Linked DNA regions of Mus musculus: all the other regions are linked to region 3. The links are chromatin loops, found by intact Hi-C in ENCODE. Cell type or tissue: left cerebral cortex. All regions are shown on one strand. Each heading gives the region's core, and the rest is flanking DNA. Links, peaks and the distances in the headings are about the cores only. Region 1 has its middle 40 kb from the start of Rragc. Region 2 has its middle 88 kb from the start of Gm40241. Region 3 has its middle 72 kb from the start of Gm40242.

What was found. A loop is a pair of places that touch in the nucleus more often than their neighbours do. Peaks named below come from ENCODE experiments on the same cell type or tissue, not always from the same donor. Only the 100,000 strongest peaks of a DNase experiment are listed, where the experiment ranks them.
Region 1: it touches region 3 in a loop (3-fold over the local background); 5 of 42 quality-filtered maps call a loop at or near these places.
Region 2: a loop joins it to region 3, with 6 times the contacts of the local background. A loop is called at or near these places in 5 of 42 quality-filtered maps.

Annotation. Positions count from the first base shown.
Region 1 is chr4:123,952,048-123,962,581 of GRCm38, forward strand. No RefSeq gene overlaps it. Among named protein-coding and RNA genes, the nearest start is that of Rragc, 40 kb to the left of the region's middle. In left cerebral cortex, for the core only: CTCF peaks have their summits at 5,330 (motif pointing right) and 7,339; DNase peaks (open chromatin) are centred at 5,383 and 7,300; H3K4me3 peaks cover 244 bases.
Region 2 is chr4:124,136,199-124,146,732 of GRCm38, forward strand. No RefSeq gene overlaps it. Among named protein-coding and RNA genes, the nearest start is that of Gm40241, 88 kb to the left of the region's middle. In left cerebral cortex, for the core only: a CTCF peak has its summit at 6,046 (motif pointing right); DNase peaks (open chromatin) are centred at 6,053 and 7,254.
Region 3 is chr4:124,194,648-124,205,181 of GRCm38, forward strand. No RefSeq gene overlaps it. Among named protein-coding and RNA genes, the nearest start is that of Gm40242, 72 kb to the right of the region's middle. In left cerebral cortex, for the core only: no CTCF peak of the experiment used is centred there; DNase peaks (open chromatin) are centred at 3,953 and 4,355.

The DNA of each region.
Region 1 (10,534 bases), core at 3,332-8,331, 240 kb before region 3:
GAGTTGAGGAGAAGTCAATGGTGATGAAAAACGCAATTTGTCTGTGCTTTTCTCTTTCCTATGTCCCCTTTCCCTTGCATCTTGTGGTCCTCCCCCCCCCCCCGCCCCCCAGGGTGCAGATGCTAGCCTGGCTCCTTGTGCCCTGAGCATGTGGCTAGAGGAGGAAGCAGCGGGTTGCCCCTCCCCTCTAAGCTGGGAAGTCCCAGAGAAGGAGAGGTTTCGGTTTGTGGGCTCCTTTGCCAGATGGTATTTGATACGAATATTGATGTTAATGGCGTTTGGATAATGACAGTGTCTGTGGCAAGGGCTTTATTACCATTACGAGCAGCACAGACCTGGGGGGAGTCATTCCGTTTAGTTACCTGTGTGTGTGTGTGTGTGTGTGTGTGTGTGTGTGTGTTGCCAGTGTTTAGCAGACAATTACTGGGAGGTGGTATTCTAGGGAACTTGGGTGACTCCTGGTTTCTCAGGTCCTGAAGTCAGCCCCTACGGTGGAGCTGGGTGCCTTGGAGGGGCGTGATAGCAGAGGTTACCCACTTTCCTTTTGTGCACAGATGGATCACCCAAGCCTTTCCCAGCATTCCCGCTCTTGGAGGGTGAACTATTGCAACCTCTCTCCATAACCAGATACATCAAAACCCTACCTTTTACACTTCTGGGGGTGGGGGGTTTCAGATTCTTCCTATTAAAAATGAATAATAAAATCCTCCGCTTTCATCTTAATGGGGTTGGTAGGAGGTGCTTAGCTTTTTATAGCTACCTAGCTGATTGAAAAAGGCAGACGAAGCTATCACAAAATTAAGGAAGAGGTCATCGTTAGAAGACCAGAGACTGCAGTCTTCTAAAAGCATTTCTGGTCTTAATTCAAAGCTCCTCTCTGGAGTGCTTTGGGAAGCAGGCCCGTGGGTTTCCTTTGCTGAACCAAAGCTTTGGCAAGGTGGGCACCATGTGGCAGGCTCCTCTTGGAGTCCTGCGGAAGGATTGGTCCCTTCAGAGCAGAGATGACACTTTCAAGACAGATTGTCTGGCCGATGGTTAGGCTGGTTTTCCTACATCCTGCAAAAGTCTGGCCCTTGTGAGAAATGAATGGACGAATGAATGGGACCTCAGGTGGTTTTGGAGTCTTGTCAAATGGCTTCAGAGACAGAGCTGGTGGTTGCTATGAACCAAACACTCCTGGGATCTTAGCTATCCAGAGACATGGGCAATCAGGAGGCTGGGCAGAACTTCTGGAAATAGCTTTGAAATGGATTGTTGTGTGTGCTCCTGTTGCGGATGGCCTGGCCCTGAGTCAGAATACAAAACAGAGCGATGCTCTTTTACTCCTTTCAGACTAATGATTTTGTCCTTTCTCTCTCTCCTCCCCACTTTATTTCTTCATCTATAACATCTGCAAGAGGGCAGCCAGACTAATAAAACTGCACTAAGCTTGACTAATGCCAGCCATTGATCCGAGGGTGGGACCCGATTAATCAATGGGATTTTAGCAGTGTTTGCTTCTCCCAAGGGACACGAGGCCCAGAGACAGCTCTTGCCAGTGTGGAGGGAAGATCTGTGAGGAGTTCTGGGAGGAGGCAAGAGATGAGTGCCCGCCTCCCCAGGAGCAGTCTTTGTGACCTTTTCAGAAATGCTTCTGGGGTGTTGTTTGTTTGGGGGTACTCACTTGCTCTACCTATGGATGCCACTGAAGGATTTGCTGGGCTCTGGGCACAGGTGTTTAGAACAGAGAAAACCTCTCTAGAGACACAAGGCACTTTTCACATAGCTAAAGGCCTGGGAATATCATCTCCTCTACTTTCCCTTGCAGTAGTATACTAGGGGAAACTGAGGCTGACAGAGGGAAAGATCATGCAATGAGTTAGTAAGACTATCCAAAATCATCTTTCTACTTCCCCTGTATGTTTAAGGCTGAACTGAATCAGAAATTGCCACAGCCAACAAAAGTTCAACACAAGTGATTTAGAGAATTTAGCAGAGTGTGGATGCCCAGACTAAAGAGTTTGGTTTGAGAAAATTTAAATATATATATATTTAAAGAAAGACTGGGCATGGTGGCTTATACCCTTAATTTGAGCACTTGAGAGGCAGAGGCAAGTAGATCCCTGCTAATGAGCTACATTTCCCATCCTTTAGACCAGTGTTGGTACTCAGCATCCCATAAGCTAGGAGTGGCTCATGCCTGTAATCCTAGCACTCAGGAGGCACAGGAGTCTAGGGTAATCCTTGGCTGTACCTGGAATTTGAGGCCCACGAACATGCCACCTTGTCTCAAAACAAAACATGGGATACACACATGCATGTAGGCAAACATTCAAATACATACAAATGAATAAGTCTCTTTTTCTTAATTGAGCATTATTTGGAGCATGGTGGCACATGCCTTTACTCCCTGCACTTCAGAGGAAGGGGTGGCTTTCTGAGTTCAAGTCCAGCCTGGTCTACATACTGAGGTCTAGACAGCTACAGCTACATAGTGAGACCCTGTCTCAAACGAAAAACTTGAGCATTTCTGCCTTACAAAAGTCCTGCTGTGAGCTAAACCTTGATGTGACATTTTGCTGTTTGTTTTTTGTTTTGTATTGGTTTGGGGGACAGAATTCAGGGCTTTGCCAGTGCTAGGTGATGACCCTGAATGACCAGAGTCTCCAGCTCTGCTGATGGCCATTTCTTTACTTGTCTTCATAATTTTATACCTAAATAGCTTGCTTGCTGTGTTTAAACTTTATATAAATAGAACCACGCTGTTTATGTGTGCTTTTCTGTTTGTCTCTTTGACTCAGCAGTGCACAGATTATCCATGCTCTGGATAGCTGGACTTGATTCATTTTCTTTGCTATTATATTCTTCTTTTCCTTTGCATAGACTGTTTTGTGTGTGTGTGTGTGTGTTTAGTGCATCCGTGGCATAGCATATGTGGAAGTCAGAGTACACCCTTGGGTATTAGTCCTCACTGTCTACCTGGTCTGAGGTGGATCTTCTGTTATCTTGCTGTTTGAACCAGGGTAGCTGGTGCACACACCCCCCTAGGAGTCTTCTCTCTCCCTTTCCTATCTTTCAAGTGGAGCACTGGAGGTATAGGTCCTTGGCGATGCTTGCCTTTGTGGGGCTTCTGGGATAGCAACTGAGAGGCTCCCGCTTGGGAGACGAGTGCTTTACCTGCTGAGCCATGTCGCCAGCCCATACAAATTATTATTTGTTTTTAAAAAGAACTATTAGAATCCTGCCACAGGAGCTGAGGTATGATTCTTTTTTTTTTTTAATATTTTTTATTACGTATTTTCCTCAATTACATTTCCAATGCTATCCCAAAAGCCCCCCATACCCTTCCCCCCCAATTCCCTACCCACCCATTCCCATTTTTTTGGCCCTGGCGTCCCCCTGTACTGGGGCATATAAAGTTTGTGTGTCCAAAGGGCCTCTCTTTCCAGTGATGGCCGACTAGGCCATCTTTTGTTTCATATGCAGCTAGAGTCAAGAGCTCCGGGGTACTGGTTAATTTATAATGTTGTTCCACCTATAGGGTTGCAGATCCCTTTAGCTCCTTGGGTTCTTTCTCTAGTTCCTCCATTGGGGGCCCTGTGATCCATCCAATAGCTGACTGTGACTGAGGTATGATTCTTGAGACAGCACAACTTACAGGGTGAGTGTTGGATGTCTCAAAGAGTTGGGTTTTTTGTTTGTTTTGTTTTTTGTTTGTTTTTAAAAGAAACCCCTGTGGTCCTGACTTTTTGTTTTATTTTAAGCTTCAGAGACCTGATTCTTTCATGAAATCCCTCAAGACACCCACCTATTTGAGGAATACATGCCTGGGCTAGGATCCACATCTCCGTGACGGAGGACAGGAATGGGTTCGTAACAGGACTCTGTGATTTGCAAGGAGGCCTGGCCTAGGCTATGAGTCCCCTATGGACTGCAATTGTTTCATCTATCTGACGATATCCCCTGGGATCAGAATCTAGTCTGTATGTAGATCAATATGCTTTCCAACGAACGGAGGAGTAAAGCTCTCTGTATTGGCTTCTCTAGGACACACATTTCCTCAATAGTGTGATGTATGGATTTACTAGTGACCATGAACTGTTTCCTTGGTAATATGGAGGTTCACCACGTGTGACTCTCCAAACCACATGGAGGGCGCATGCTTATAATCATGGCACTTCAAGACTTAGGGGGATTGTGAGTGGATTCCGGGCCAGCCTGGACTGCATCTTCTATCAAGAAGATGTCTCCATCAGGAGACAGGGGTCTTGGCCATTTTGTCATTTGGATCTTACATTCAAAAGCACGTTAGAAGAAGGGTCTGTGTTAACCAGAGACTTGCCATTTTCCATGAAATCATGTCAAAGAAGTCTGGGGAAGAGAAGTTTGCTAACACAAGCAAAGTCATCCGTGTGCCTCTGTGGAGCGTGCCCTAGCCTTAGCACCCACGCCTCTGCAGATGGCTCCGAGCCTGGGGCTGCCTGCTCTGAGTACCTTGTGCTGAATGGGGAGGGGGAAATGAAGCCATCTTTGCTGTTCCTGTCAGCCGGGCTGGCTGGACTACAGTCTTCTGGCCTCTTTCTTTACCCCCTGGCCCTCAGCTTATCTAGCACACCCTGTCACCGGGCAGCCCAGTGGCAGCCGCAGATGCGAATTTGTGCTCCCCGAATGGCTTTCAAGCATTTATTCACTTATTTAAAGCTCACCATTTAAAGAAATGCCTTAGCACAGGTAGGGCAGCCAACACTTACAGAGAGGTCGGTGAAGGTTCCCAGAGTCCTCATGGAACCAAGCCAGAAGGAAAAGACCAAGTAGGGGAAGCCCTTGCTGAGCCTAAGGAGGCGCCGCGGGGAGGCCCGCCTTCCTGGAAAGCCAGGCTTGGAATTGTCTTCAAAAGCTGCAACGCAGCCCCCGGAGTTTGAGCAGGAATAAATCATTAGCATTTTATTTACAGTTCTGGGTTTACAATTCCTAGAAAATGATCCTGCTGTTCAGAGCGGATCTCTGCTTTCCGGGCTTCCACTGCATCTCCTTCCATCTTCCTTGTTTGGGGGACCAGATTGGCTCTTTGCTTGGATAAGAGTGTGGGACAATGGTCTGGAGAAGGAGGGGGCAACGACCGTGAGTCCCGCATTTTCCGACACTCGAATGAAGAGGTTCTATCCAGTTGGTTTACCAGGAAGTGAGGCTTAATCCAGAGAGGGTTGTTGGATGAGATCACACAGATCGAGCTGAATTTTGATCCCTGAGTCCTGCCTTCCAAATGAGCCAAGCGGGCGCAGACCCGGGAGCCTAGGGCTTTGGGCCGGACTCGAGTCCCCGACCCCACCCGCTGCGCCCGCTAGATGGCAGCCTCGGTCTCCGCCCGGGATTAGCCCGGGCGCGGTGACTGCACTAGCCAGTCTGGCTGGAGGCCCTGAGGATGGCTTCGTAGGAGGAGGCATTGGCACCCAAGACCTGGCTTGCAGGATGGCCAATAGAAGGGAGAGGCTGGCAGCTGTCTTGCAGCTAGGATAGATCATCGTCTTGGAGAGCTGTCCTAGGTGATCAGCTTGGGAAGTGACAGACGCAAGGACAGGGAGAGAGGGTGCCTTAGATCCAGGCTGACAGACAGGGGACTCTACTCCAGCAGGCTGACCCACTGCAGTTAGATTTAGTCCCTGTCTATGGTTGACACTTCCCAGTCATCTCAATTGCTTTTAGATTTGAGTGTTCGGTATTTCACATTATCCTGGCCTTCCTCTGAGCCAAAACGATGCCCCTCACAGGATCCACAATGCCCAATCCACAGCTACACCTTTGGATAGACAGAGATTGGAGCATCTCTGAGGCCACTGAGACTTGGGGTCCTGGGCCCAGCTACAACGGAAACAGACTGTGTATGCAGGGAACTCGGTGTTGTAGGAACCATGATCCTCCTAAGGAGGGAGAGAGTGGGACCCAGGGAGTTGGTTCTGTCCCTGGAGTGCATGACTTCATGAGTTCAATTTATTGATCTCGTTCTGTTAGGTTCAAAGTCTTACGGTCTCTGACTTCAAGGGCATTGCTGTTCCAGATCCACCTCCTGGTTGGATAAGATCCAAATAGTTCCCCTGGCTTCCTCTTCAGCCCAGTTCTCTGGCAGGAGGCAACTTTTCCCTTCTAAGAGAAGTAGGACTCAGCCTGGCCCTGGCTTCATCTACCTGCTGTCTTAGGTGGCAACAACAGAATTGTGATTCAGGTCCTGGACTTTGTCCTTGAACCCTGGAAGTGGGGATGTTCAGGTCTAGAGGGAAAAAAAGCTTGCTTTTGCTACAGTGGTTGGAATTTTCCAGAACTCTTGCTACTTCAGAACCTACTGGAAAGACTTTTCCACTTTATTATTTTTTAATTAAAAAATCTGCATTATTATTTATGTTGTGTACACAAGCTCTCGTGGACTCAGGTCGCCTCTCCCACTCACTGGTTTCCCTACTTTAAATCCCAAAGTCCTTCAAGAGTTTACTCACCTGAAGCTTTGATCCCAGGGTGTGTGGACCATTAGGCCTCAGGAGCAGAGTTGGGTGTCTGGGAACATGGGTGTCCTTGGGTAGGGGAGGGTCCCCAGGCCACATTTCCCCCTACAGGTCAAGCTAGAGGAGGCCAGCCGGGAAATGGAACTAGGAATGTCCCCTGATCTTCTCAGTCACCCTAAGGAAAACGGTCTGGCCTGCTGCTCAGCACAGGGAACTGTGGGAATTGCTATCCACCACATGGCCCTTGGTTAACATCACAATTTCCACGATAGAGCTGCTCTCTAATGGAGCCTGTCAACTCAGCTTAGGCCTCAGTGGCTCAGAGCACGCTGCCTGCAGCCCCAGGATGGGGGGTCCAAAGCATTAGCCCTGCCCAGTGCACTGCAGAATGTGAAGGGGATCCAGCACCTCTCAGGCCTGCCACCAGCTTATTTGGTAATGACTCCACACTGTCCCACAGTCGCCCAGCAGACAGGGTTGGGTGTTATAGAAGAGAGTCTTCCCAGGGGCCCCAGCACGGGTGCTGACCCTAGAGAGCTCTATCTTCTTCCTTGCTCACCAGGAGGCCCCTTTGACATCACTTAAGAATCTAAAGCAACTGTCCTTATTATCAACTTCAGGGGCTGTTAAGGAAATGGAGAAACTTGTGTCTGCAGTGTCAATCCTGAAAAGGGGGCGGGGTAGCTCCACTTCTGTTTCTCTGCACCACTGCCTAGGCTCTCCCCCAGCCTGCTGGGGCGAGATGCAGGAGGGGGATGACAGAGTTCCCATCCCTACCACTGCTGCCTCTCCAAGTGATGGATGGCTGTCTGCTCAGGCAGGGGAGTACCTGCCTACACAGCTCCCTCTATGGGTTCTCAGCCTCCCACACCCTGAGCTGGGGATTCTGCAAACAACGTTGGCCCTAAGTGCCAGGGAGTGTGTGGCTCAGGGCCATTTATGTCAGTTAGTCATCTGAGGTAGTGAGACCGTCCCTTTGGCTTTTATCCGATCCTGTGCTGGTCTTTACCCCTCTCTGTCTCTGGCTATGGGTTCTTCTTGAGTGTTTTTGTTTGACATAGTTTCACTGTCTAGGCTGACTTTGAACTTGGGTTAATTCTGCCTCAGTCTCTCAAGTGATGGGGTTACAGAGGTGCTCCAGCTCTTGAGTTCTTTACCACAAAGCCAAGGAGTCTTTTGTTCTCTACTCCTGGAGGCTCAGGAGACACCAGGACTCACTTGGGGTTTCTTAGGCTTCACTGGATAGAGAACAAACAGGCCACCCTGGGAGGAGACAGTGATGGAGGTTAGCACTGGACCAGCTTTTCCCTTAAGGGGAGCACACTGTAAAGTTCCATTAGTTCTAGTTTATTAGTTAATTGCAGGAATTGGATTCTATTTTGTCTTTCTTTTCTCCCTGAAATATTCTTAGTGAGTTAAAAAAAAAGATTTATTTATTTTATGCATATGAGTACACTGTCGCTGTCTTCAGACACACCAGAAGAGGGCATACGATCCCATTACAGATGGTTATGAGCCACCATGTGGTTGCTGATTTTTGAACTCAGGACCTCTGGAAGAGCAGTCAGTGCTCTTAACCACTGAGCCATCTTTCCAGGCCTTAGTGAATTTTTTTTATAGCTGGGAATTCTGAAATCAAAGCTTAGGGGCAGGGCCTGAGGACTATGGCGTGGAGTTGGGGCAGGAAGTGCCTCCTTTGGGAAAGGGATTTTGTTTTGCAGCGTGGCTCCGCGTTGTTCTAACAGAGGATCAGGGTTCAGTTCCCAGCACCCAGTCTTGTAGCTCACAATCATCCATAATCCTAGCTCCAGGGCACCCAACAGGCACATGTGGTACACATACATACATGCATACACATAAAGCGAAACAAATAAACAAATAATTAAAAGATAATAAAACATTCTACTTGCATTTCTTGGGCGCCTCACACATGCCAGAGACTGTGTTTTATGTCCCTTCATTTGTCTTCAGAGTGCCCCTATAGCACAGGTGTTGCTGATGTTCCCATTTCACAGAGGTGGAGACTGAGGGTCAGGTTGGCTCCTTAGCACTGTTAAGGTAATACAGCTGAAAAGGCACAGAGGCAGAAGTTAGCCCAAGTCCTCTGATTTCAAAGCTTTGGATATCAGCGCTTGGCTCTATGGCCACCAGAACCTGCTGTCATCCTGGGGCAAAAGCACGTGTCTGTGTTTGCAAGAGTTTCATAAATATTTGGTTTTGCTTCCTCCTTTCTCCCATCAAACAGAGAAAAATGGGAATGACAATATAACAGCAACAACCACCACCACTGCAGCAGCAGCAACAACAACAACAACAACAACAACAACAACAATGTAAGCCTCCGACTCCTCTGTGGGTCAGGCAGATCTGATAGGTTCCACCACTGGCTTCTGGAGGGAGCTATCACCTCACCCTGGGAGGACTTATGTGTAACTATCACCAATGCTTCAAGATTTCACACATTCACCACTAAGTCACCTGAGTGTCTCCCATAGGCTATCTCGACTGTTCTCAGTGTGACCTAGCTGGAGCTGGACAAATCTTAAGGCCTCCTCCCTTAGCACCCTCAAATGCTAGCCTTTCATCTCTGTGAGGACAGAGGGACCGCACCTTGGTGACTGAGCCCTGTGTGGGCTGCTCAGCTGAGCCAGCTGGGAGTTGGCCCAGAGCCATGGAGTGTGAGAAACTTTCAAATTTCAAAACCGCCCTGGGCCAATTTAATAAACTTCTGCCACCTCTATCCTCTCCACAGTTTTGAATTCTCAAATATTCACACACACGAGCACACCCCCATCTAAGATGTGCACAGAGAATGGAAGAATTTTGGAATGTTAATAATGCAGAATTTTACAGCCTAGCAAGGTGAATTCTCAAGGGGTAATGGTTAACATCTGCTTTCTCTTTTCCCAAGATAACAATGACGAAACCAATCCACACAGCAAGCGGGAGGGCAAGAGATAGGCCTCCCACCCCTCTGAAAGGGGCTAAGTTGTCCCCAGATCCAGCACTGGGAACAATAACCTTATCACTTGCATGTAGTAAGGTCCGCAGTACGGGGGGCGGGGGGGGGGGACGACACAAGCCACAGTCAGTTTCTCAGGGCACACCTTCCATGCTGCGAACAAGACCCTTTTCTTCCAGGGGGTCTAAAAGATGGCAAGAATCACTCTGCTTCTCCCTGTGCGACAATTCTTAGCAATCAGCATCAGAGTCGTGTTCCTGACGTGTCCTTTTCCAGCCACCCCCAGAAGCCGCAGGGTGCTTGTGTCAGAAGACAGCAAAGTCAGAGCTCCCTCTCCATTCTGGATACAGGCTCTGGAGCGCCTGGGGCTCTGAGCATGCCCTCTCTGCGGCTTTCTCTGCCTCCATAAACACAAGTGAGCCTCAGAAACCTCCGAACCTAGGTCAAGATCCAGACCTAGGGACAACTATCCTGATCCAGTGAGCAGGTTGCTGAGGACACAAAGTAGCTGGAGAAAGGAGTCCGTGGTTTAGAGCAATCAAGCTGGGATCCCAAAGCTCACATCTGGCAGCTCACAACCTCCTGAAATTTCGGATCCAGGCCCTCTGACGCCCTCTTCTGTCCTCTGTGGGCACACACACGTATGTACAAATAAAAAATAAAAATTTAAATTTAAAAAGTATCTAGAGCCCACGCTTGTTTTCTGATAGTTGTTTTACTCCCTTGTCCCCACCTCCTAGAGATGGAGGTGTCTGGCTATGTAGCCTAGGCTAGCCTCAAACTATGAGGCACAGGATAGCTTTGAATTTGAAATACTCCTCCGGCTTCAGTCGCCTACGTGCTGGGATTGCAGCTGTGAACCACCGCATCCAGCTCATTTTATCTCTTTTGAGCTTCTCGTTTTGTTGGAGAGAAAAATTCAGTGCCTTGGAACCAGTTGACTCGGAACATAATTTCTCAGCTGGTTCTTGCCCTCTGGGCTCACTTGAGGAGATGGTCTAGTCCTGGAGCATTACAGACATCCCTTTTCAGGGACTCTCCGGGTCAGTTTTATCAGTTTAAAAAAAAATGACCCAGAAGTTATTTTTAAAAATGAAGG
Region 2 (10,534 bases), core at 3,324-8,323, 57 kb before region 3:
TCCCTTAACTGAGTTTGTGGGGTAAGGGTAACGAGGTAGGAAACTCTTTGGAAGAGTTTTGCTATAACTTAAGACAGTTCAGACAATAACTAAGGGTTAGGAAGGGGTTTCTGGTCTGCAGTAAAGGGAATCTTTTTAAGTAGGAGGGAAGTGTATTCATGACAAGGGCCGAGTGAGAGAGGCTGGAAGAGAAACCAGAGAAGGAAAGCTAAGCAGAGGCTAGGCTAGCAGCTTAGTTATAATGATTGGTATTATCAACTTGGCAGAGTTTTGAATCACTGGGGAGACAGTCCTTGGGGCATGGTTGTGAGGGATTATCTTGCCTTTGTTAACTGAGATGAGAAGGCCTGTCCACTGTGAGTGGCATCAGTCCCTGGCTGTATAGGTAGACAAAAGGACGCTGAGAAGCACATGCATCCAGCATTCAGTTTCTGATAGTGGATGTGGTTTGACCGGCTGCCTCAAGCCCCCATTGCCTGGACTTCTCTCCCAGGATGGTCTATACCCTTAAACCATGGCCCCAATAAAAGAGCCTTGCTCCCTTGAGTTGCTTTTGTAGGAATGTTTCTTTACAAACATTGTATCAGTAGCGTGCCGTGCAGGTGTATGGTTGTGGGTAGGAACATGTGCATGCAAGTGTCTGAGGAGGTCAGAAGAGGGTGTCAGATACCCCTGGAGCGGGAGTCACATGTGGCTGCGAGCTGCTTAGTATGAGTGCTGGGAACCACACTCCAACCTTCTGCAAGAGCAGCAAGTGCTCTCAGTCCGTGACTCATCCTCTAATCCTTTGTCAGAATTATTATTATTATTATTATTATTATTATTATTATTATTATTATTATTTTAATTGAAGCAGCACAAAAACAGACTGAGACAGTGCCTAGCTCCAGACTTCTCAACTTACCAGTTGGACCTAAAACCATCAACCTTCCTCCTCCCCCTGACTCCCCATGGCTCCATTTCCTTTGCAGAGGCATGGTGGGAGTGGTGGGAGCTGAGGTCATCGACTCTGGTTTTGGTCCTAAGCTAGGGACCACCCTGTGTGAACCAGCTCCCTCCCTCCTCCTCTTGAGTCTGATGCCTGTGGTAGAATTTTGTGGCTTCTGCTGGCCCTGCTCCATGATTCTGCCACCTCCAAGGCCCTCCATCAGTGTTTGCTAAGCGGTGAATGAATGGATGGATCCCGAGGACAGGGTGACGGCGAAGCACTCCAACATTTATCTTGAATCTCGGAAATGTAAGAAAAATTGGCCCATCTGTTTCTATATTATATCAGGATAGCAAGAAGCCACAGAACTTAACTGCAGGCAGCTCAATCATGTGTGACAATCTGGGAGAGAAGCAGGATGTGTGTGTGTGTGTGTGTGTCTGTGTGTGTGTGTGTGTGTGTGTGTCTGCACATGAGCAAGAGTTGCATGTATGATCACATATGTATAAGACATATGTGGCCAAGTATGTTGCTGGATGAGAATGCCCTTGCTTTGTGACCATATCTAAGTGAGCTGGTATTTTCAGGAGCGTGTATTTATGCACATCCATGTGCCCTTGCATTCAGGGCAGCAGGAACTTTGCTTGTCACCATGTGCCTATACCCATACTGTATGAACCCTGTGAGAAATCTCTTTCTTTCTTTCTTTCTTTCTTTCTTTCTTTCTTTCTTTCTTTCTTTCTTTCTTTCTTTCTTTCTTTCTTTCTTTCTTTCTTTCAATCAAATTCTTGCTGTCCATATATATTGAAAAACTGTCCCTCCTCACTCATTCAGACTCATCTGGGCTGAGCCAGTATGAATTCATCAGACCCCCAGGAGTACTTAAGAAGGTAGCCACCGTTTCCAGTCCTGGCTGGCGTGTGGTGCTTGTAGCCGTACCTCCTACCCTAAAAGGACAGCGCTTCCTCAACAAGCACCTTCCTATTGAGGTCTTTACAGCAACAGAGAGACCCTGCGTTTTCACGCTTGGACATGCTCAGGACATGGCACTGACCATAAGCTCAGCATGTCAAAACATGGCTCCTGCGACAGAACTAAACTATGGATTTCATTTCATTTCAACAAATTAAAAGTAAAATGTAGAGCTGGAGAGATGGCTCAGTCAGTCGAAGTGCCTGCTCCCAGAGCACAGGGACCTGAGTTTGAGTCTCCAGGAGCCATGTGAGAAGCCAGGAGTGATGGTGCATATATGTGATCACAGCACTGCGGAGCCAGGCTCAGGTGATTCCATGGGGATCTACGCCCAGCTAGGCTAGCTCAATCGATCAGTACCGAGCTCAGTGGGTGCCCTATCTCAAAACCACTAATAAATAGGTTGAAGAGTGATGAAGAAGCCACCTGATGTTGATTTTCCCACTCCGCAGGTACATGCATGCACACACACACAGCTACTTGTATACATGTACACACATATGGGTATTCATGAGCATGGCACACACACACACACACACACACACACACACACACACACACACACACGCAAATCTATACAGGGCTGGTGGATGTGATATTGAGCTGTTTTCATCTGGAACCTGCATTCCCCGCCTTCCTTTCCCTCCTGCATTCTCAAATCCCAGCCTGGTGCCTGACACTGGGAGGCTGTGAGCCGAACACCAGCTCTCGGAAGGCAAGCAGCCAGGGTGGGTCTTCAGGGACTCACGCTAATGAATAGAATAATAGAGATTGATACAATAAGTGAAAAAATAAATATTGTCTGTAGATAAATGAGTGCTTCTGAAATGTTGGAGAAATATCTTCCCTAAAGAGTTACATAATGTCTTTATAGAGGAGTTTATCTTAAGAGTTTATTAAAATTGCCTCTCTCTCTCTCTCCCCCTCCCCCTCTCTCTGCATTAGAAGGGGGCTTAGCATTTCCTGGCTTATTCCTAAGGCACACCATTCTCTTTCACCAGTGGATCCCCACTGGAGTTGAGCCATCTAGGATCTGTGCCCCCTCCTGCATGGTTCATGTCTCACCCTAAGTGAGTGGCTTTTGGCGATCGGTCTCTGAGAAGAGCCCAAGCCTTGGTGAGGTGACTCCCATAGCGTGGGTTGCAGGGACAACACAGACACCAGTTTCTCTGAAGAGTCTCTAGCATCCAGGAAGCTCTAGGAAGCTATTAATCATTGATATTAACATTAGTATTTAAACAATCATTTCCTCTGGTTAGAATCTGATGGCTGGCCAGTCAGTCAAGAGGAAATTCTTTTAAAAAGCTATTATCGATGACTTCATTTTTTTCCCCACTTTTAATAAGAAATTGTAAAGTCAAGACACAAGATGCTTTATACATAACTCAAACCCGAAAAGGTTTATGAACTGATGACTTCTGTATTTGTTTTTTTTAAAAACCACGGCTTCCTTTATTGAATGGAAGACCAGCGGGTAAAGTAGACAGAAATGGGGCTGCCAGGCCCCAGGGAAGACAAGCTCAATAGCCCTCTCTGCCATGCTGCTCTCGGACTCCGTGTCACCTATATCCTCTTCAATTCCTCCTCCCAGGGGAGCAGGTGACACATGCCCTTCATTTCTTAGTCACCCAAACTGTGCTGAGAACGCTGGTGGATCGCACTCAACGCACTCCCTCCTTCCCTGTCTGCGGCTTCCTTCTCTGTCTAACTTGTGATAGCCTAAGTTCTGGCTGGGGAGTTATCCCTGAAGCGTCTTCACCCGGGAGACCCTTGTGTCTCCCATTTGTGTCCCAGGAGACCCTTGTGTCTCCCATTTGTGTCCCAGGAGACCCTTGTGTCTCCCATCCCTCCTCCCAGAGCGTCTGAGCACCAAGAACATGGCTAGGCACTGCCTTTTTTTCTGCAGTTGACTGCAAGTCTAGGCATGTGGTAGACACTCAATAAATACTTGCAGAAGGAGTGGTTTTCAGAGCAAAGAGGAAAAGGTGTGGAGCCGGGAGGCGTGGCCAAAGACTCTGGGCAAAGCTCTACCGAACCTCTCAGAGCTTCGGTTTCCTCATCGGTAAAGTAGGTGTCCTCCCCAGTTTACACTGATGAAGACAGATTAATTACGATGTTCTTGATCGAGTCTGAAGGGATATGTGTGTGTGAAGACTGTTGTCATAATCGAGTGTGTGGCCCAAGTGAGCCTCTGGGCTCCCTTCTGGTGCTGAGCAACGGGGATGGATTCATTTGTAGAAAATATTTGCTAATTATTGTCTGGTTTGAATAATTATCTGGAGACCCTGGAAACAGCCCTTACCGCGGATCAAACTGTCACATCTGCAGCCGACCTTTAAGTAATCGGAGTGGGGGTAATTACAAAGGGCTGGTGTCTCTCTAAATATAGCTGTTCCCCAGCTAAAGGTCAACTCAAGGGAGCACAGTTTGATAATTGCAAGCAATTTGATAATGAATTGGGGCAAACACTCCCAGGGGTGCAGTCAGAGCTTTCCTGTTAAAAAAGACGAGGATGTGGGCAACTCGATGGGGAGGTCTTGGATTTCGGAGTCCTACTGGAAAACATCAAAAGTTCTGAGAATAAAGTGGTAACCACCCTGGCAAGGTGCTAAGCTTTGTAGATGGGTTGTGGGAGTGTATCCCTCACCCCAGGGTCATGGGCTGGAACCCTGGTCTTCAGAGTGTCTGTGTGGAGAGGGGTGGGGTCTATAACAGAGGAGGCCTCAGGGTAATTAAGCCACTGGGCACATTGCCTCAGAAGGGATTAACGCTGCTCTCATAGAGTTAGTTCCTGTGAAAATGGGGCTTATAAGAGCAAAGACTCCCCATGCGTGTGGCCTTTCCTGCATGTGTCTGTTTCCCTTCTCACTTCCTTCATGTTGTGACACCACCAAAGGGGTCTTCACTGGAGGTCAAACTGATGAGGCCAGTCAACCTTGGATATGCAGTATCTAAAATATTAGTTAAATAAACCCATTTTCTCTATAAAGTACCCCCAGGCAACAGGAAATGGATTAATTCCGATGGTAGCTATGGTGGTTCTTATGTTGGGATGAGTGTGTGTGTGTGTGTGTGTGTGTGTGTGTGTGTGTGTGTGTGCGCGTGTTGGGGGCTATATTCTCCATTACTAGGTTCTCAGAACCCTAAACTATGAGAGTCTTCACTGGTCTACTGTTGGTTTCCAAGCTGCCTGTCTCGGATCCACAGAGGAAATTTCTATCCTTTGGCTAAGACCACTGAACACAAACTTCAACAGATAAAGCTCAAAGGAGGACTTGGGTGTGACTCTTGGTCCAGTCCGGAGTCTCCGTGGGAGAGTCTGGACACTTCCTTCCTTGGGCTCAGTCTCCTTGTCTTATTGGTTTCCTCACGGAAACTGTGGTGCTTATGAGTTACTGTCCACACGCTCATAGCTAGAGCCAGTAAGGGAGCACACCTGAGTCACTTGGCAAACCTCAAAGAGTCAGTAAAGTCTTCAGATGGAGACGCTTGTGACAAACCATCCTTCTCTCTCCTTAGCTCCACTCTAAGCGCTGCCGGAGTGGGGCCCCGACATTTCCTGCAGCCCCCTTTTCTCTGCCCCCAACCAGTATTCACGATGAGAACTTTTGGAGGGAGATGGCCTGAAATGAAAAGAGAATAGGGAGATGAAGTTTAAGATGAGTGAGTGGGGGCAGGGAGATGGCACAGTGGTTGCGTGCTTGCCGCTCTTGCAATAGGACCCCAGTTCAGTTCCCAGCACCCACACTGGGAAGCGCAAAACCTCCTGTAACTTCAGCTCCAGGGGATCTGACACCTCTGGCTTCTGAAGGCGCCTGCACTCATGTACACAAACCCTCAAAGACATTCATGCATGTCTATAATCTAAAATGCAATAAAATCTTAAAAAATAAGGGTGATTGCCAAGCAAGATATGAGGCTTGGGAGTCAAGTCTCTCTTCCCTGTACTAAATTTATTGTTCTACTTTCTCTCATAGTCTGTGTCATCCCCAGTCTATAACTTCTGTCCAGAATAAAAAAATATCCCCCCACTGTGCCTGGAGTTTCAAAATCCTATCACTTACAGTACTTAGAAAAAGCCTTTCCCTTCCTTCTGGCTTAGCAGGATGCTCAGTAAGGATGAATGGCAATATTCTACTTGCCAGCAGGTGTCGCCACTGAGTACTCAGTGAGTTCAGGCATTCAACAGCTCAGGATTGCAACTGCCCGGTTTCCCATTAGGCATAGGTCCAACGGTGGACAAAGCAGCCTTCTGGGGCAAAGACTAAACACAAAGACTGTATGGCGTGCTGTCAGGCAGAGGTGAACACTATGAAGAGAGGACGGAAGCTGAGTGGAGGGTCAGGGCACTTTTAGACAGGGGAGTGTGAAAGATCTTAAGGCCATAGGGGATAAATGAGTAAGGCACGTTACCTGAAATTATTGGCTTTCTTTTTATCACAGAATTGAGGTTTTGCTTCTGAACGCTTATCTCATAGAGTTTGAGGGGTAGACACCAACTTCGTTCTTTAGGACGTTCTACCCACAAGGAAGAGCTGTTGTTCTGCATCCCTAAGCACGAGGAGAGAGATGGGGCTCTCTGCTAGGTCTTCCCAGATGCTCGCTGGCTTTCTGTTATTTCTGGGTCATACTAGACACGTGGACATCTCATGGCTCGTTCTTGGTTCCATTTGCTTGGGCATCTTCGTTCAGAGGGGCTGATAAAAATGAGTCTGCCCTGCTGTCTTCTGCCTTTCTGTTTTCTTGCCCTTAGCAAGGTGGAGGTAGGATTTCTCTGTCAACCTCCAGTGAGTGGGCTAGGAGTTCTGTCAGCCTAGACCCTTGTCAAGACCAGAGAACACTGCTTCCCTAAAGGCTTGCTGAGGCTCTTGCAACACAGAGGCAGGGAAATCTGCTGGCCATTTCTAGTTTTGCCTGACCCAAGCAAGCCCCTGAAGACCATAAACAAAATGCTGGCTCGCTCATAGTAGGGTGGGTGGTGAGGAGGGAAACCTGGGTGAAAAACCAATTTTGATAGATCTGTGCATTAAACATCACCCCTGCTTACCTGCTCAGCACACTCCCACCGTACACCCTACTTCTGCACATCTCCCAACTCTGTGGAGAACCCGTTGGGCACAGGGGCACCTGATGCCTATGTATTTGTACCCACCCACATGTTCAAACCCACGTTTGCCTCCTCCAGGGGAAGTGTGGTTTCTTCCTCTGAGTGTGGAGAGTAATTAAGTAGCTAGTTTTTCTTTCCACCCTAAGTGAACAGCAAAGGCTGCCAGGCAAGAGGCAAGAGGCAAGAGGAAGCATTCCGTTAGCTCCCAGCTGGCTCGGAAACACTTGTCTAAAAATACAGAGAAGAAGGAGTGTGAAGGGGTGTGTAGGAGGGTTGTCCCCACAGTCAGGACAACTGGGGCCATCATGGAATACATGCCCAAAATCTCTGTGCCCAGCGCTTCTTTTAACACAAGCTCTCTCCCACCCAGACGTTCCCAGCAAACTTTTCACGAATATGGGCAATCTTTCCCCGAAAGCCTTTGAAATGAAAAAAACAAAACAAAACAAAAACAAAGGAAGCTGTGTGATGGAGGCAGGGCATCAGAATACGGAGTGCCAGGCAGGCTGGACCAATTTGCTGTCTTCCCACCCTTGGCTCTCTGTGGTGGTCTCTTGACAGTTTGACTGGGAGGTGGGGGTGGGGGTGGGGAGAGGGCGGTGCCTGTGGGGCCTGGTGTGTCTGACATGCAATTAGGGCTCATTCGCCAGCTGACCGGTCAGCCTTCCCCTGTCCGGCTGCTTGGTAGTCAGTCATAGCTCCAAGTATAGAGGATGCTAATTGGACACCAAAGCCCAGACAGCTTCCCATCTGCCTGGCCTGGCCTTGCCCAGGGTCCAGCTTTCTTTCCTGCCCCTAGCTCTAATCTTAACTTGTTTTCTCTGGCACAGTACTCTAAAGTAGAAATGCTTAAAAAGCCCCTGAGAGAGCAGAGGCAAGGTCGTGGTTGGGAGTTAAGGAGTTGGGATTGGATATTGAGAGAGGAGAAGCCAAGAGATCATGGGATCATGTTGGTCCCAGCACTGAAGTGGGAGGTGAAGGCCCTTCTTTGCCTGACACTGCTCTCTTTAAGAGGAGGCAAAGCCCTTGGAGAGAGAACTTGCCACTCTGATCCTCAAACCCTGATGTACAAATTGTTCTGTTTTCTCCTAGGATGGTTGTGTTAGCAATTTCAGGGAGGTCACAGGGTCACAGTGAGTTAATACATGTGTCCTCTGGAGGGAAGCGGGCCCCCTTTCCCCAGACAGACAGCACGGGAAATGTCTGCACGTCCAGCGTCAGCATGGAGCTCCACCGCCTTGTCTCATGTGTACAAGGCTAGCCTGGATAATCCTAGAATGTTCCGATAATACTGGGTGCTCCAAAGAGTCCTGCAGATCTGGCTCTTCACTTCCTCTCTGGATTGGTGTCACCTATGCAGGTTCTTTTCTTGTGACTCTTCAGTTCCTGCAGTGCTCACGATGACTTCTAGTTCTCTGCCCCACTGGGATAAACTCAATGAGATAACTTGGGCCATGGAACACAGGCAGTAGTGACTGACTCCCAGTTTGGAATTGAGATTCAACTTATTTCTCAACTTATTTCTGTTATACCCAGTGAGGTGCTTTGAATATGCTTGGCCCATGGGAAGTGGCACTGTTAGGAGGTGTGGCCTTTTCTGAGAGGTGTGGCCTTATTGGAGGATGTATGCTACTGTGTAGGCGGGATTTAAAAGTGTCCTTCTGTCTGCCTTTGCAACAAGCTGTAGATCAGCTCCTTCTCCAGCACCATATCTGCCTGGACGCTGCCGTGCTTCCTGCCATGATGGTAATGAACTGAACCTCTGGAACTATATACCAGCCTCAAGTAAATGTTGTCCTTTATAAAAGTTGCCTTGGCTATGGTGTCTCTTCACAGCAATGAGACCCTAACTCAGACACCTAGCATGGGTTATAGACTATGCATGTTCCTGGCAGTCATGTGCTCTTAGTAAGAAACCCAAAATGAGCCAGGGAGGAAACCTGAGTCAAGGGGCTCAGACTGAGCCATCACAGCCCATGTAAACGCACTCTATATCATCCAAACCTAGATAGACCCATGGTTGAAAGAGTTTGAGAATGAGTGTGTGTTGTGGAGACAGAGACAGAGACCGAAAGGAAGGAAAAGAAGGAAGAAGAGGAGGAGGGAGAGAAGGAGGAAGAGGAGGAAGAAGAGGAGGAAGAGTAAAAGGAGGAGAAGGAGGAAGAGGAGAAGGAAGAAGAGGAGGAGGAGGAAGGGGAGGAGGAGGAAGAGGAGGAGGAAGAGGAGGAGGGGGAGGAGGAAGAGGAGGAGGAAGAGAAGGAGGAGGAAGAGGAAGAAGAGGAGGAGGAGGAAGAGGAGGAGGAAGAGGAGGAGGAGGAGGAGGAGGAGGAAGAGGAGGAGGAGGAAGAGGAGGAGGGGGAGGGGGAGGAGGAAGAGGAGGAGGAGGAAGAGGAGGAAGAGGAAAAGGAGGAGGAGGAAGGGGAGGAAGAAGAAGAGGAAGAGGAGAAGAGGAGAAGGAAGAAGAGGAGGAGGAAGAGGAGGAGGAAGAGGAGAAGGAAGAAGAGGAGGAGGAAGAAGAGGAGGAAGAGGAGGAGGAAGAGGAGGAGGGGGAGGAGGAAGAGGAGGAAAAGGAGGAGGAATAAGGAGAGTATTTTAGGAACTCTAAGAGAGGGATGTGGATGAGCACCTCTGGGTGTCCTGAAGACAAACTCCATAGAGAAACCATCACAACCTCACAGCAAGTACAGTATGGGGCGGGCCCCCATCTCACAGCAGGCCAGACACTGGCTGCTTTTCTCAGGTCAACCCAACCTCCAGAGGAGCCACACAACTCCAGAACGAGGCTGGAGAAATGAGCCGGAGCTGTTTTCAGAGCTGGGGGAAGAGTGCAGTGCGGGGAGTGGACGTAGCTATTTCTAGGGTAACATGCAGTGAAGTCTGTCAAGATGTAGCCAGGCAGAAGGAAAGACTCCAGCATGCCAAGGACATCCAGGATGGTTTTGGAATAGTTAAGACCCAAGTTGATTTGGAAGCCGGGGCAGCAGCTATATACACACTGCTGAGATAGATACAGGGAAGACTCTGGAATGAAGAAAGCGTTTCCTAATCAGTTTAAGCGAGTGCGAGCGACAGATGACTCCTCCCCAGGAGTCCGTGGTGCAGGGAGAATGGCTGTAATTGCAAGCACTTGGCAGGGAAATCAGGCGCCTGCCTCTAGTCCCTTAGGCTGCCTTCCCTGGGGACCCCAGTTCAGAGACCTTCCTATAGAGACTTGGCTCCCTGAGCTGAGACCAGCTGACCCTGTGCAGATGTTGACCACAGACTGTTTGCATATATTGTGGATTTTGGTTACGGGTTCCCTAATTGGCTGGTTTGTCATTTAAAATATTATGTACAGGGATTAGGATGTGTGTGGAATTTTGATTCCAGTTGTGTATGTGTGTGCGTGCGTGCACACACACACACACACTCAGGGGCAAGTCTTGTTCCAGGGAAATCTGCAAGATGTGCCATACATGGGGATCTCTCCAACATTCTAGGAGTGCCGGTGTCAGAGAGATTCATAGCAACTGAGTAGTCCTAGCTCG
Region 3 (10,534 bases), core at 1,764-6,763:
CACGGGCTCGGGCTCTGAAGAGTTGTAGTGTGGTGCATCCAAGGAAAAAGCTGACAGAGAGCTCACATCCCACGGACACCCTCTGCACCCTGAGATGATGTGTGCTTATCCATTCCTAACAGTCACAAATGCTCAGCTTACAGGGACGCATGTGTACAACTTCCTACCCATCCCAAGTAGCCTTGCATGTGATTGTCACAACTCTTCCAGAGCAAATGCCCCCAGTCACGTGCTCTTTCCTCGAGGCTTCTGGGGAACACCGAGACTCTGAGGACTGACTGAGGCCACTGAATAAATGCCTCTCTCCTGTTTTCAGCAGCATAGTGGAAGATAAAAAGAACAGCCATGGGGATGGCTTGGAAGGCAAGGCAAGCCTGGAAACTAGAGTTTGGTCCCTGAAACACGCATAAAGGTGGAAGGAGAGGACCAACTGCACAAAGCACACTGCCACATAAGCCATGGCCCATGTGCCCACACGTATATGCAGATTAAAGTAATAATAAATAACTTAAAATGTCACTCTTACAGTCCAGTGTGAGCCATGCAGTCTTGAGCAAGTCCTTTCTCCATGCCACACTTCCTATTTCTAGGAGGTGGACACCATAAAGAACCCTACTACACAAGTTCATAGAGAGGGCAGGATAACAAAGGAGTGTACTTTGCTCTGTGTATAAAGCCTGAAAAAGGATTTATCACCACAACCATTATAATTTCCAACTGAGGAGCAGGCACCTCAGCAACCCATCCAGACTAGAATGGGCCATGCAAACCCATCCTGGATAGGTCAGGGTATTTGTCCCTTGACACCTCTGGACCACATCTGGACCAGTCCCTCAGTCTCCAGCCTCAGGTGGTTCAGCACTTCTGATCCAGGAGATCTGAGATTTGTGCTAGCGGTGAAGCTGGTCAGTGAGGACCCAGAAATGGTCAGGCGATTCCCAAAAGAACTTTACATAATCAATGCCGCATCTATTACAAAACATCTATATGCAAAGATGACTCTTGCCCCAGCTGATGAAAAAGTGACTATTGGCAACTCCCTGACAAATGTTTCTGGGATGTGAGGACTTTGGGGAAGGTAAAGAAGACAACAGGGAAATGGTGACCCCTTCCACTTACGAGAGAAAGGTGAGTTGGTGGTCCAGGGACTAAGGGAAGTAGGCAGGGAGAATGAGGAACATCCCGGAAGAGTGCTCGCTTTAGAAAGCCTCCCCGGAAGGTGACATGAGGTCACGAGTGGCTGAAGGGACATGCACTTGAAAGATGTGTGGATTATACTGCAGAGGAGCCAATGGGCCTCCACACGCTATGGGCTTCCTGTAACTGCTTGAGAAACAAACAGTTCCAATAATACAGTCAGGACACGGAGAAGGGGTGGCGTGGGGTGGCTGATGCACAGACAGTGGCTGGAAAGACAGCAAGCAAAGCCTTCCTGGCTTCCTGTGATGAGAACTTTCCCAACTTCAGTGAGCTGGTGGGATTGGGAAGCAGGACGGGGCTTGGGGTGAATCTCACACACAGTAGGGTAGAGATGTGCTCTTGAGGCGGAGAACCCAGAGTCTCTCCTTGTAGGGGAGAGTGGAGGGTGGGGGTAGAAATTAGTGAGGGGGAGGCCAGGCTAATGTCTCGGGAAAGTCAGAGCAGTGGTTCTCAAGAGTGGGTGGGGCTAAGGATGGGTGCATCTGTACGTGCAAGAATTCTCTGACAAAGGTGTAGGTATGCAGATATTTGTCTAAGGAGAGGCACGATCACATCCTTCGTATTTCTAGGGTAGCAAGACATCAGACAAGTGTAATTAAAGGTCAGGGTACTAAGATCCCCGCTCCTTTCTAACCATGTGGCTTTGGATGAGTTACCAGTGTCCTTACATCTTATTGTTTTTCATCTGCAAAGGGGGACTAGTAATAAAGGATTGTAGATGACACAGGGCGGCAGAGTGTCTTGTGTATAGTAGACCCACACATTGGCTATTCTTAAACACACTGGTATAAAGATCATATTATTCTCTTGAAGATAAGGGAGCAGAGGGAAGTGTCTTTAGCATGTTCTTGGCACAGCAGCGTATAAGGGGCAGGTGGGCCCTTGGGGGTGGAACTGGAGCTGGGGTGCAGAGTCACAGGCTGGCTGGAAGGCAGGCCCGGGAGCCACTTGCCCTGCACCCTCCACCTGGCAGTTTGTATGCAGCGGGTGTTGTGAGAGTGTGTCCCCAAGAGGGGAGGGCTGCTCCATAAGACTGATTTGTTACTGCGGAACCTCATTAATCAAATCTTACCGGAGAGAGCCTCCTGCAGCTGCTGGCAGGTCAGCGTCGGGGAGATAAGTGATGTAGCCAGACCCAGCGAGGGGGAGAGATGAGGCGGTCATAAGTCTTGACGCTGGCAGGCTCTGAGGCAGGAGCTCTCAGCCTGGCGTCCTCAGAGCCTGGGGCAAATCTCCATCGGCGGGGCAACCTTCTTCCTCCCTAGGGATGCTCTGGAGAAATGGGAGCTGGGATAGGATGCAACTAAGAGGAGAACCCCAGAGAAACACTGGTGTTCCATAGATTAGCAAATGAGTAAAGATAACCCGATACTTAGGAGGTCTCTGGCCTCAGGGTCTCCCGCAGACACCCACAGGGTTTCCCAGCCACACCCTTGGTTGGTCCTGTGAACAATCCCATTGCCCAAGCAGTGGTTCCTCTTTGCTTCTGCTCAATGGGACAAATTACCTTGATGCTTTGAACCAGAGGATTTCCCGAGATAAATGCAGCATTAAGCATCCTGTGCGGCCTTCTTTCGTCCTCATGAGGAATTCTGGGATGTAGATACCATAGCATCTTACAGACCCAGAAACTGGGCTCGGCATCTAGGGGTGTGGCGGTCCAGGAATGGGCTCTTCATGGTTTTTCTGGTTTGGGGTGTTGGGGCAAGAGGCTATGCCAGAAGTCCTGAATGCAACTTAGGGCCTCTGTCTTGCTTGAAGCATTCCCCTTAGTTTAGTGATAACTTGGTTGTTTCCTTGAGCCAAAGGACCTGTTTCCGCTCTTTACCCAGGGCCAGTTCTTCCTGTTGTACCACAGGAGGAAGAAGCAGGAAACTGAGCAAGGGCTTGGTACCCGACTCCTAGGCTCCAACTGACCAGCTAGATGACTTTGAGTCTTCATTTCTCTGAACTCCTATTTGTTATAAAAGAGGGAGAGAGAGAGAGGAGGAAGGAAGGAAGAAGGAAGGAAGGAAGGAAGGAAGGAAGGAAGGAAGGAAGGAAGGAAGGAAGGAAGGGAGAGAGAGAGAGAGAGAGAGAGAGAGAGAGAGAGAGAGAGAGAGAGAGAGAGAGAGAGAAAGAAGTTGGATAGTGCTAGGCACATAGGAAGCCCTGGCTCTTCTCTGTAGGGACCCAGAGAAGAGTTTATCTACCTGGTCACTCCCAGTAGGAGCCTTGTGGTTCCACCTCTGCCTTTGGTGACCTGGGTCTCCTGCCTGCTGGCATTCTCTCCTCAGCAGACCTTGTTTTTTCAATATTCACTCTCTGTCCATCCTGGGCTTCTCTTCTCTGGCTCTTCGTGTTCCCGAGATCACAGGTCTTGATCAAATCTTGCAAAGCGATGGACGGAGCCCTTCGTTTCATCTATGAAACCCACAAAAGCCGAAACGATACTTTGAGAGATGGGCGGCTGGAGAGTCAGCTCTGAGGTCAAGAGTACTCACTGCTTTACAGATCAGGAGACGCACAGCTATCTGCAGCTCCAGTTCCAGATCTGACAGGCTTTGGCCTCCACAGCCACCCTTGCACACACGGTATGCAATGACTCGTGCACTTAAAACAAAAATAAATAAATAAAAATGTAGAACAAGAGGAGGAAAGGCTCCTTAGTGAGTCAGATAATATGGGCAGACAATACCTAGTATACTCCAGTCCCGCCCCCACGCACGCACGTACGCACACACACACATGTACTCGCTGTGCTTAGCAGCACGTTGCTTGTCTTAGAAACCTTAGCTCGTGGCGTCTTCGCAGCGTCATTATATTCCAGGTCCTTATTACAGGCCTGCTTTACAGTATTGGAAGCTTGTAGAGGTCATGTGACTTTCCCAAGGACACCCAGATATTGAGTGGCAGGACTGGGCTTCCCACCTGGTGACTGGCTCTGCCCTTAGCCCCAGGGGAGACACCCCAGCACAGACTAGGAGACCTGCTTTAGGAATTCAGAAAACATCACCCCCTTTCCTCCCACACAACATCGAAAAGGCCCCACTTTGCAGGGCTGGCTGGGCCCAAGTTCAGGAGTTATTAACTTCTTCGTACTTCTCTCTTTGCCTCGTTCTGGGGTAAAACTGCATTTGGTTTTTAAAATTCCCTTTTTATTTAGTCGCTGTGAATGTTAGGAACTGCCAGTACTGGGAGCTGAGATCCCATCCATATGCCAGGTTTTAAATAGCAGACGAGAAACAAGTTGACACAGGGAGACCAAACTCATCCCAAACATACAGCTACTGCGCCGCTCAGACACGAACCCCGTGCCCCCGCCCCGCCCCGCCTGCTCGCTCGCTCGCCCTGTCTTCCCACTTCAAATGCTGGCCCAAGTCATCTCTCTTGTTTCAGAAACAGCACAATCTCCATCTGCTGCTTTGCATGTGTGAAGCCGTGAGCGGTGGCCCCGGCTCCCAAAGGTGTTTGTTTGGACTGGTGGTTTGCCTCAGGCTGTGGGAGTGACCATCCACCACTGACCGTCCCTTCAGTCCCTTCCACCTCATGAAGTCACAGGTCCTCCATGGCTACAGCGACTTAGCTTCATGCACTGAAAACACACTGGGGTGGACATTGTGTTTGCCAAAAGAGGCTCCTTGACCTTGGGTAGGAACTAAAGATGTTGCTCTCATCCTGGATATCTGTTTTTGCCTATGCAAAGTCATTGTAGCAGATGGAGCAGAGCACAATGGTCGAGGCCCTGGACCTAGCCTGAGCTGTCTGGCCTAAGGACCTATGAACAAGCCCTATCTGAACCTCAGTTTCTTTTCCTGTAAAATGGGGTTTCTCAGTAATGCCTGCTTTGTAGAGTGCATTGTCTTGAGGGTTAAGAACCCAATATTGCACTAAACACTGGGGCTAGCATTTGGTAAGTGGCAATGAATACCAGTTGGGGTCACCACAGCCTGGGACTGCCTGCCTCCAGAAATCCCGGGGTGGAGTCCTGTGTCTATGCATGTAGGTCACCAGCCCCGACTTTGGTACTTGCTTCGAGCCCTCATTACTGGAGTAGACCTATTCCACTGGGAACTCAGCACACCTTTCCATCTTCAACCACCCCGTTTTTTTCTTTAGCCTGAGCCCACAGGGCCTGTCTGGGCTACAGGGAGGGGGGCAGGGTTGATCTATGGGTTGGATAACCTGCCTGGGGAAAGGGAGGGGGCCTCTGACCCAGGGGTAAATCACGGACTTCCCCCAGGGCCCGTCAGTTTCCCAGGAAAGGAGCCCGGGGCATTTGTTATCTCAATGTTTCCCCTGAGGGGCTGACCACATGATTCATTTCACTCACACTAATTGGATGTAAATTAGATGAGAAATCAGTAATTTGTCCATAGATTTGTCATTCCGGTGGTGGCTTCCCAGCTTTCCAGGCAGAGGGAGGCCCTGGCCGCACAGGCGCCCCCCAGCTGTATGGAAGGAAGAAGACGCCTTCCTTGGGGGTGAGGGGTGAGGAATGGGGGAAAGATGGGGTAGCCTTCCCGAAGCGAGCCCTAGCTTTGCACTGCTTTAAAAGGATAGAGAGGAGGAGGAGCAGGGAGAGAGGAAGAAAGCAGGAGCAATGATGTGGGGGGAGAGAGAGAATCTGCTGGGGTGGGGGGACCTTTCAGGTAAGGTTGTTTAGTGTCAATAGGAGAAAGGATTACTGCCACCTCCTCCAGCAACAATATGCTAATCAACCCCCTGGGCCCACTCCGGGGCTGGGAAGCTGGGCAGCTAGCTGCCTCAGTCTGTCTCTGGAGCCTGATGGCTTCTGATTTAATGAGGGGGAGGGCATAGAACAGGCCCTGGCTCTTGGGAGTGGAATCAGACCATGCCACACAGGTCAGGGAAGCGTACAAGGGGTGGATCTGTCTGGACGACCGGCATGCAGAAGAATAGCAGCATCCTGGGCCCCCCAACACCCCCCTCAGCATTGCTCTAGGGTGGGCAGGAGCAGCAGAGCATGCTCCATTTATTAGAGAGACAGGCAGAGTCCCCTGAGAAAGGACAGAAATGCAAATATTTTTAAAGGAAATTTGAGGGCCGCAACCAGGGTATAAAGGAAACAGTGAGAGAGCAGGGGAGAAATGGGGGTCATTGTCCAAAGATGCCTTTGAAGGACTTGATACTAAGTTTGCACACACACACTTGGGAGGTGGGGGGTGTGCTAGGGTTCCCACCACCCCTCTAGAAAGGTTTCAGAGAAAGAACTCCTAAGGGTGGGCTTTACTTGGCCAGAGAACTGAAACACAGTGGTCGAGAGGGTCCGAGGGGTTGGGATTTTGAGTTTGAAAAGATTCAAAAGGGGGTCAATGAGATGGCTCAGCATGTGAAGGTGCTTGCCGCCAAGCCTGAAAACCTTATTGTACCCAGGTCTCACATAGTGGAAGGAGAGAATCGGTTCAGATGCTGCCCTCTGCCCTCTATATGAGCTCTCTGGCATCAGCGTGCACATTCTCTCTCTCTCTCTCTCTCTCTCTCTCTCTGAGTCTCTCTCTGTCTCTCTCTCTCTCTGTCTCTTTCTCTCTCTCTCTCTGAGTCTCTCTCTCACACAGAGACAGACAGAGATAGACACAGAGACAAAGACAGAGCAAGGATACATAAATGTAAAAATACTTTTTAAAGAAAAGACTTCGAGCCATGTGCTCTTTCATTCATTTAACTGCACACATGTTTCTTAGGTTTTACCTTTTGCCCAGCTTGGTGGAGGGCAAGCCAAAAGACTCAGCTCCTTAAGCTCCGGAGCAGCCACTAATCAAATCATTGTCCACATAGTGTGATGATAAGCTATGCCGAGGGCCAGTTGTGATCAGAGCATGGGGTTTCGACAGTCGCTGAGAGAGGAACTGGGTGCTGGCTGGCCTGGGAGGTCCTGGGGAATAACGCTAAGAACTGATTCAATGACAAGAGTCAAGTCGTCTCACAGGGAGAAGCACAGACCACTGTGCACCTGTGCATGACGCAGGCAACCGAGTATCTGAGCATGCGTGTCTGTGCCTGAGGGTTTGTCTTCCCGCAAGTCAGAGTGTGAGTGTGTGTGTGGGGGGGGGGGTGTGCCAGGGGAACAGGCAGGGAAAGGCTGTGTTCTTCTCACAATGTTGTGGGGTACATTCAAAGGATCTGAAATTCAGGTCTACCTCTATGCGTCATGTCCCTAGCCGGAAAAAGAGAAAGGAATTCTTTGGTTTCGTGAGCAACTTTTCCATGATCTGTGTCTCTTTCTTGAGCTTCTGTGGATGAGAGCACCTGGCTCAGTGAGCCTCCACCAGGACTTCTCTTTCCCAAGCCTACCTTCCAGCCTGCCTTCTTTGCTCGATGCCTCATTTGTACTGAGTGCTGCAAGAAATTTAGATTTCTCTCTCTGTCTCTCTGTCTCTGTGTGTGTGTGTGTGTGTTGAACTGAGATCATCAGGCATGCAGCATGGGCCTTTACCCACTGACTGGCTATCTCACCAGACTCACTGAGTGCTTTTTTAAGTGCATCTATTCCAGTTTCTTTTCTTTTGCTATGATAAAACACTGTGACCAAAAGCAGCTTTGGGAGTTAAGCGTTTGTTTGGTTTGTACTTCCAGGTCACAGTTCACCATGAGAAGTCAGGACAGAAGCTTGAAACAGAAACCATGGAAGTTGTTTGTTGAATCATTCTCTACCTGGCTCCTAGGCTCATACTCAACTGGCTTTCGAATATAGCCCAGGACCAACTGCCTAGGGAAAGTACCACCCACTGTGGACTGACCCTTCCTACCTCAGTTAGCAACCAAAACAATGCCCCACAGGCCTACCTGAAGTAGGCAGTTCTTCAACTAAGATTCCCTTTTTCAAGGTGATTCAAGTTGACAATAAAAATCTACCCAGCACATCTTCCAATCTGTTATGTTATTTGGTGGGTATTTGTTATCCCATTTTACAGATGGGAGGACGGGAGCTCAAGGGTCAAGTGACTTGTCGAAGATCAATGTCAACAAGAACAGAGAAGCTTGCTCCGGACTCAGAACTTGCCTTTCCCACACCTGCTTTTAACCTAAACCCCACACATTCCCTCCCCCCACTCCTGTTTCCCCCCTCCCTTCTCTCTCTTCCCCTTTCTCACTCTCCCTGGCTTCTACAAACATTGACAAGTTCACGATGAACGAGAGGCCTAGTTATTCACATAACACTGTGCCTTCCTGCTTTGCACAAATGTGGTTTCATAACAAGGATCTGATTCATGCTCAACTTTTGAGGACACCTATATCCGCATCCCGTTGCCAGCTCCTCGCAAATGTTAAGGTGCTGAGGGAGAATCATCGACATTTTAATGTTGGAAGCGCGTGCCTCAATCCACACAGGCAAACTGAGACCCTATGGGGAAAGGAAGCTTGGGAAGGACAGGCTGAATCACCAGTGGAGACAAAAAAATACAAAATTAAAAAACCAGACAGGGCCCCTTTGACTGTGTTCCAGCCAGTATTCCATTGAGGAATCCGGGTGTCCTTCTAAAAGGCACCCAGGAGAACATGGCAAGAGAATGCCCCACATTGATGAGGAACCCATGATCCCTAGGGGCAAAGGCACCGCCAACCATTCTAGAAGGTCTAATTTAATTGCCAGGTTTTAGGCTGCATGGTAAGTTCTCTTTGTTGATATGAAGAGACCTCATTCCTAGCTATTATGGAAGATACACCTATATTCAAGGGCACTGTTGCTCTATCTCAGAGGATAGGGAAGAGAGAGCCTGGGAGAGGCAGATATTGGCTGGCAGCAAGATATGCCTGCCTGCCTGCCTACCCTGTGACCACACTGCTGGTAGCCAAGGCTAGAAGAGCAGCTGCTGTCTGATGCTCTTCAGTATCCCTGCTCAGATGTGAGTCTGGAGGCTGGTGTTCCAAGGTGAGTTTGGATGCTCAAGAATCCTGGTCCTTGATTCCACTGGAGGAATTCTGCAATAACATGGAATTGACCTTGAACTTCAGCTTCCCCGCCTTTTCCCAGTCTGTGTCCCTGGACTGGCAACAAGCCCAAGGTGTTAGTTCCCTCATTTGTAGAATGTCTCCCAGGGTCATTGGGAGACTTTCTTGGAGATGGGTGTAGTACCATGCCTGCCCACTAGGGAGTGCTCAAGAAATGCACAAGCCCTTTCTTCCATCTTTGTCCTCTCTGCCAACCATCCTTTCTTTCCTCATGTCGTTCCTTATTGAGGACTAAGAGAGTTAGTGGGTGTCCTGGCACAAGCTAGAGTCATCTGAGCAGAGGGAACCTCAACTGGGAAAAATGTCTCTGTAAGACTGGCCTTTAGGCAAATTGGTGGGGCATTTTCCTGATTAGTGATTGATGTGGGAGGGTCCACTCTATTGTGCTACCCGAGTAGATAGTCCTAGGGTATATAAGAAGACAAACTGAGCAAACCAGGAGAAACCAGCTGGTAAGCGACATTCTTCCATGACTTCTGTTTCAGTTCCTGCTTCCAGGTTCCTGCTTTGAGTTCTGCTGTGACTTCCTTCCATGGACCATGATGTAGATCGATAAGCTGAAATCAACCCTTTCTTCCCCAAGTTGCTTTTGGTCACAGTGCTTTGTCATAACAGTAGAGAGCAAGCTGGGACAGTGGGGCTGGGTTAGGAGGAGCGACAGACTCAAGGTTGTCTTGCCCAGGAACTGGAAGGTAGTATTAGACTCAGCACAGGATGCCAGACACAAAAGTCACCCTTAGCTCTAAGGCCAGCTAAGTCACCAACCGTGGTCTCAGGAGATCAAGTGCTTGCTGGAAACCAAATGTGGCCCTTCAGGTGTCTAACTCTGGGCTGATGGTTCACTGGGCAAAGGATGCCAACTCCCAGACAGACTTTCAAGATCAGCTGCTGGATGGAAGTGGGTCAGACTAGGCATTTATTGGTACAAAATAAGTCCTCTATGGCAAAGTTATCATTTTCTTCTCCTGTTGTTATGCTTAGCTCTGTGGGTCAAGTCAAACGGACTGGCATCTTTAAAAAACAAACTGGGGCTGGAGAGAGAGAGAGAGATAGCTCAGCAGTTAAGAGCACTGTCTATTCTTCCAGGGGACCCAGGTTCAGTTCTCAGCACCCACATGGTGGCTAAAACCATCTGTAACTCCACTCCCAGGACATCTGATGCCCCCTTCTGGCCTCCACACTCACATGGTACCTAGACATACACTCAGGCAAAACACCCGTTCACATAGAAACAAATACATCTTAAAAACAGCCAAAGCAGTTAACTGCTACCAACTGACACTCACCTCGTAGCAAATATGTTACATACATTAACTCCATTAGAGTGAACCACGTATTGTGTTTCCTTATAAGTCAAAGCTCTGACTCCTCCCAGCCTGTG